2 separate regions of the Homo sapiens genome follow, and region 2 is linked to region 1. Evidence: chromatin contacts called from ENCODE Hi-C or POLR2A ChIA-PET data. All regions are on one chromosome and are shown on one strand. The core of a region is the stretch at or near the end of the contact, and the rest is flanking DNA. Distances in the headings are between cores, read along the strand shown. Region 1 has its middle 5.1 kb from the start of FAM43A. Region 2 holds the start of TMEM44-AS2 (TMEM44 antisense RNA 2).

Evidence for each region. A loop is a pair of places that touch in the nucleus more often than their neighbours do. ChIA-PET counts read pairs that join two places held with the same protein, here RNA polymerase II (POLR2A). Pooled maps may share reads with other maps.
Region 2: a pooled map shows a loop between it and region 1 (6-fold over the local background). The contact joins the promoter of TMEM44-AS2 here to the enhancer-like site in region 1. A Hi-C loop is called at or near these places in 6 of 50 pooled maps. POLR2A ChIA-PET finds 5 or more read pairs at or near these places in 5 of 52 experiments (GM10248, WTC11, activated CD4-positive, alpha-beta T cell and 2 more).

Annotation. Positions count from the first base shown.
Region 1 is chr3:194,689,656-194,692,355 of GRCh38, forward strand. No RefSeq gene overlaps it. Among named protein-coding and RNA genes, the nearest start is that of FAM43A, 5.1 kb to the left of the region's middle. RefSeq lists an enhancer at 1-44. Within about 2 kb of position 1,376, at least 8 of the 41 ENCODE cell types and tissues checked have a DNase peak (open chromatin) inside an H3K27ac peak, as active enhancers do.
Region 2 is chr3:194,631,513-194,634,212 of GRCh38, forward strand. TMEM44-AS2 (TMEM44 antisense RNA 2) reads left to right here and starts at 1,416. Exons shown (of 2, transcript NR_186047.1): 1 at 1,416-1,655. It overlaps TMEM44 (transmembrane protein 44), which reads right to left and starts at 1,907. Exons shown (of 10, transcript NM_001011655.3): 1 at 1,567-1,907. The coding sequence starts at 1,703. RefSeq lists a silencer at 1,676-2,105.

The DNA of each region.
Region 1 (2,700 bases), core at 126-2,625:
GATGGCGCGAAGGTCGAGGGGGAGAGGAGCTGTTAGAGCGCGGTATGGGTGTGCATGTTTCAGCGCTTTCATGCTTTCTGTGTGTTTGTTTCTGTTGTAAACTCCAAACAGATGTCTCTAGTTTGGCTACACCCGATCAGCTGGAAGTTGTAATAAGATGCTGCCAAAACTGTGCCTTCTGCAAATTATATTTTCCTTTTGCCCCTTGAGGCCTCTCTTCCTGTGTTGCAGAAATGGATCTCACTCCTGGCCTTCCCTGGTGTCCTGAGGCCACTTTGCTTTGTTTTCATCATAAATATGTTCTGAGCAGCTAGACCCAGAAATCCTAAGGAGTCTGGAATTCACTGGAACCATAGAGGAAAGAGGGGTGAAAGATTTTCTTCCTAATTAACAGGAATGGTTCAGGCATAGAACTATCTTTAAAAAAGAAAAGCAAAGGGGGCGAGTGGAAAATATGTGTGTGTGTGTGTGTGTGTGTGTGTGTGTGTATATATATATATATTTTTTTTTTTTTTTTGAGACGGAGTTTCACTCTTGTCACCCAGGCTGGAGTGCAATGGTGCAATCTCAGCTCACCGCAACCTCCACCTCCCGGGTTCAAGCGATTCTCCTGCCTCAGCCTCCCAAGTAGCTGGGATTACAGGCATGCGCCACCACGCCGGGCTAATTTTGTATTTTTAGTAGAGATGGGGTTTCTCCATGTTGGTCAGGCTGGTTTCAAACTCCCGACCTCAGGTGATCTGCCCACCTTAGCCTACCAAAGTGCTGGCATTACAGGCGTGAGCCACTGTACCCAGCTGAGTGGAAAACATTTAAAAAAAATTCAGTCTTAAGGGCCTTAGGACGTCCAGGCCTTTGAATCTATTATATTTTGGCTTGGTTGTGCGTCCCGATCCCTCTCCCTGAATACCTCAGATACACATCATTGAATGACATTAAAAACCCCAGCTAGAGAGAGGTCAGGAAAGTCCAGTCTCAGCCCAGCCACCCATCCCAGCCCTTCCACACCAGTGTGCTCACCTGATAAGCAGACGGCTGTGTGGGCCATCACTAGCCTGCGTGACTAGATTTCACATTTGAAATTATTCCCATGCATAGCCAAGTTCCTCTGCTGTTTGAAACTGATGAAGAGATGAGACAGAGTGAAGATAATATGGCTAATACTTGGGAGACAGGGCAGGGTCTGTGTGTCTTCATTCTTATCTAGTTTAAGTGTCCTGTGAGAATGCCAATGTTGGCTTTCATCTGTGACTGACAGGCATGTGGTGGTTGGTCCAAAAGTTCAGGCAAATAGTGTTGAAACCAACACCATCAATAAATATAAAGCAGCCATCTCTTTAAAGTCTGATATTTCCTCTCATGTGATTTATAAATAGGAAGGGGGGCTTGAAGGTTGAGGAGGAGGAAGAAGAAAATAAGCAGGCTGGAAAGAGCCAGCTCCCTTCCTCCTCCGTCTGTGCCCTCCCCATCTCTCCTTCCTCCCCTCTGCTTTTTGGCATCGATCCCCACTGCACCTCAGAGCTCTGACTGATGTAATTCTAGAAGAGATGTGAAGGTGACACGTGATTCACCTCTTCTGACTTCTCAGTCTTCCAGGGATGATATCACTAGAGTAAGAAGAGATGTTTTGAATGAAAATAAAAGAAAGACCCTAAAACTACTTTGCTCCTGGAGCTCAGAGGGAAAAGAATGGAGCGACAAAAGCAAAGCTAAGTCATTAGATAAAATACACCTTCCAGAAAACACCTGAAGTCTGGTTTACTCATCAAATTTAGCTTTTCTTTCCTGCAAAGTGAGGCTCATGTTTCTCCATGACTTAACCTGATGGTACTTTAAATGCACTGAGACACTTTCCACGTTCTTTCCCAGCCTAGGTAATCCTCCGTGTTCAACAATGCAGCATCGACTGCATGAAAAACAGGGTGACTCCCGGCGGCACGCGGTCCTCCAGGGGTGGCAGCGTGAGTCTGGGAGGAGGCATTCATCGACTCCTCACAGCACAAACATCCCATGTTCACTTCTACCATTTGTCGCATATGTAAGCAGGAAGGTGGGAGGAATAAAATGGCATAAAATAAACAATAGTATTTCATACCCTCCCAACTATGACAGCTTCAGAGAACCCCCTCCACACACACGTGTGTGGACACACATGGTTTCCCTAAAGAAACACCTCTCACTGCCCCACAGTCAGCAGAACAGATTTTAACCAAATTAGAAAGGCTCTGTTATACTAAGAAAGCACAATTCCCTCCCAGGGGACAGAGCTGTTTTTGAGGGTTCTGCTTGTGAGTAGAGAGAGAACTGGTTGGAAGAATCTACCCCTGGCACCATACTGGAGATTTAAAAATCTCATTGTAGTTGCCAAGGATCACGAGAAACATAGAAATTCTATTAGGAGCAAGTTGCCGTCTTTTTAAACAGGATTTAGTAATTTAATAAGCAGAACTCTTTCCTCTGTGTGGTATGCATCAGTAGTCCCAGCATCTGCTGCTAAGTGATGCATGACAGAGCTAGAAATGTGCACGGACTGCTGGGGTAGGAGCCATGACTGACACATGGGGAACTACTCAGGGCTCCAGGCAGCCAGGAGGGTGCTAGGCCCAGGGCGCTCTGCACTCTCTGCTCCAGGCTTGTTGCACATGTCCACTGTCTTAGTCCGTTTCGTGTTGCTATAAAGAATACCTGAGGCTGGGTAAT
Region 2 (2,700 bases), core at 166-2,665, 58 kb before region 1:
TCTGGGCCCTGGGCTCCTAAAACCAATTGAAGACCAAGGAGTGGAGATTCTTAAATTGGAGACTCCCAGAGGCGGACCCCAATTAGAAATAATTTATATCAACCCTCCCATTTGAGAGGACAAAACTGAGGCCTCTGGTGAGAAGGTGAGTTAATGGTGGTCTTCTGGCTTCACACGCGGGGGCTTTGCTCCGTACCCTGTTGTTCTCAGCCACTTCCCCAGCTCTTGGGGCCAGGGTGCCAGCTGACCTTAACCCAGCCCACACACCACTCCGAAGACACATTCTTCTAAGAGAAAGGGGAGCAGGGGAGGTTCAGGGATGGCAAGGCCCTGAAAACAAATGGGTATGTCCAGATCCCAGGCAGGGTGAGAAGCAGAGGCTCACTCTTAACCCCTCCAAGGTTGGCAAAGTGCCTAACAGTGCTGGTCTGAGGACAACTGTGAGGAACAAAAGGATAATGCGTGTCCAGCGCCTTGTTAGTTTCCAGCCTCTGATCTGAACAGTTTAATCTCTCTTACCAGCCTGCCCCTTTCCAATAGGATCTGGGGTTTTGGTTCTTTCCTTTCACTCAGACAAGTTATTTAACCTCTCAGAACCTCAGGGTTCCCTACAGAAAGTGGGGGTAACAGCACCTACCTCCTGGTGCTGATATTGTGAGTGGCAGGCATTGAATGAGTTAATGAATGCAACACTGGGCCTACAGTAAATGTTCTAGGCGTCTTTTTATTTGTATTGCAGTACTGGGTAGTGGGGCTGCAGAATCTCTGCAATACGACCAAACGCCTTAGGAGAATATCCACTGAGTGCCTACAGGGAGACAGTTCTAACCTCTCCCAGGGGTGCTGGTCCTTTCTCCCCTGCCAGGGAATGCTTGGGCGGCACCATCCTGAGCACTGCTAGTGGATTTCCATGCCTAGGACAGAGCGGCTGAGGACCTGGAGATTCACTCTTAGAACTTAGGCTACCGTGGGCATCTGGACAAACCAGTCCAGGTGCTGGACAGACCAGGGCAAAGACAGGCCAGCTGGATCATATCACTACCTCCCTTCCCACCTAAGAGGACTTTGGGTAAACTGAGGCCAGAAACATCAAGGGACTTGCCAAGGTCCTAAGAGTTGGTGGCCTAGCTGGAGCAATACAAATGATGTTTAATGAGCATTTACTAAGTGCTTTAACGGTACTGATTCATCGAATCCTCCCATCATCCTATGAGGTATTATCTCCGGTCATAGGAGGCCCAGAGAGGTTCTGGAGCTTGCCCAGGTCACACTGCGAGTCAATGGCGAAGGGCTGACAATAGCACCCAGGGCTCGCGGTGTCCTCGGGGCCCCATCCGCTGCACCACCCAGCCTCCTCCCTTTGGCTCACAGCCCAGCTTCCCTGTGCGTGGGATCCGGAAAGAAGATCCCACTTCAGTCTACAGAGCAATGTTCCATTGGATCCTATTACTGAGCCATCTCCTTCATCCCCCTTTCCGCCCCCTCCTCTAGGTTTCCGAGAGGGAGCAGCAGGGGATTGGCGCCCGTTTCCCCGCCCGACAGCCCCCCGACCCGTGGCCCCATTACAGCGCGTGGGCGGCGATCCAGCAGGAGGAGGCGCAGATCCACAGGCCGAAGGAGATGCAGACGCGGTGGCGGGCGAAGCAGCGGTCCAGGTAGTCCCAGTCCCAGAGCGCGGGCGCGGGGCTGGGCGCCTCCCCCATGGCGCGGCTGGGCGCGCGGCGCGGGGCCGGGGACCTGGGCGCAGCCTCCCTCGCCGCGGGCAAGCCCCGAGCGCCGCCGCCCCGCGTGCCCTTCTCTGGGTTCCGTTCCGCCGCGGCGCCTCCGGCCGAGCGCACCGACCGCGGGCAGAGAAGGGCGCGCTCCCGGGCGCGGGCGGCGGCGGCGAAGGCGCCGGGGAAAAGTTTCCGGGACCGCGCGCTCCCCACCCCTCGCGCTATTGTCGGGGGTCGGCAGGGCGGAGGCCGCCCCCCAGCGGCGGGAGCCGGGAGCTGCGCGCGCACAAAGACTGCGGCCCCCGCCCCCCGCCGACCTCTTCGCGGTCACCCACCTCCAACATCCTGGCCGGAGCGGGGCGGGCGGCTGGGCTCGCGGACGGCCGAGTCCCTGCCGGTCGCTGTAAGGCACGGCGTCCCTTCCTGCGTATTGTCCACATTTCCTGAGCCAACAGCAATTAGTTGCGCTGCTGAAGCGCATGGGTGCTGGGATCCCGAGGTGAAGGGGGCGTGGTCCTGATCGCCGACAGGGCGCAGTAAAAAGGGTGGGGTGCAAGACCAGGAAGGAGGAAACAAACGTGCCGGAGAACAAATACCCCCACATCTGCCTCTCACTCTCCTTTCTGAAGCTGCCAACGGCACCCTCCGCCCCCAGGCAGTCGCCCAAGCCCTGCTCCTGGATGTCATCCTAGCCCACGGCCCCGCAGCCAAGAGCTGGTTATCTCTGCAACCGGCCGCCTCCTGTCCAGCCACACACCGCACAGTTCAAGTACACAGGGCTGTTTTTCTTGAGAGTAAACTATTATTGTAATTTTTAAATCTCCTTATTGATTTTAGTAGGTTTGTTTAAAGCAAGACATGACTTGAAAACAATATTTCTATAGAAGGAGCAGGATTGAAAAAAAGAAAAAAAATCTTTTTTAATTTTCAAAAACTACAGCTTTATTTAGATATTATTTATATGCCATAAGCATAGTCTTTTTTT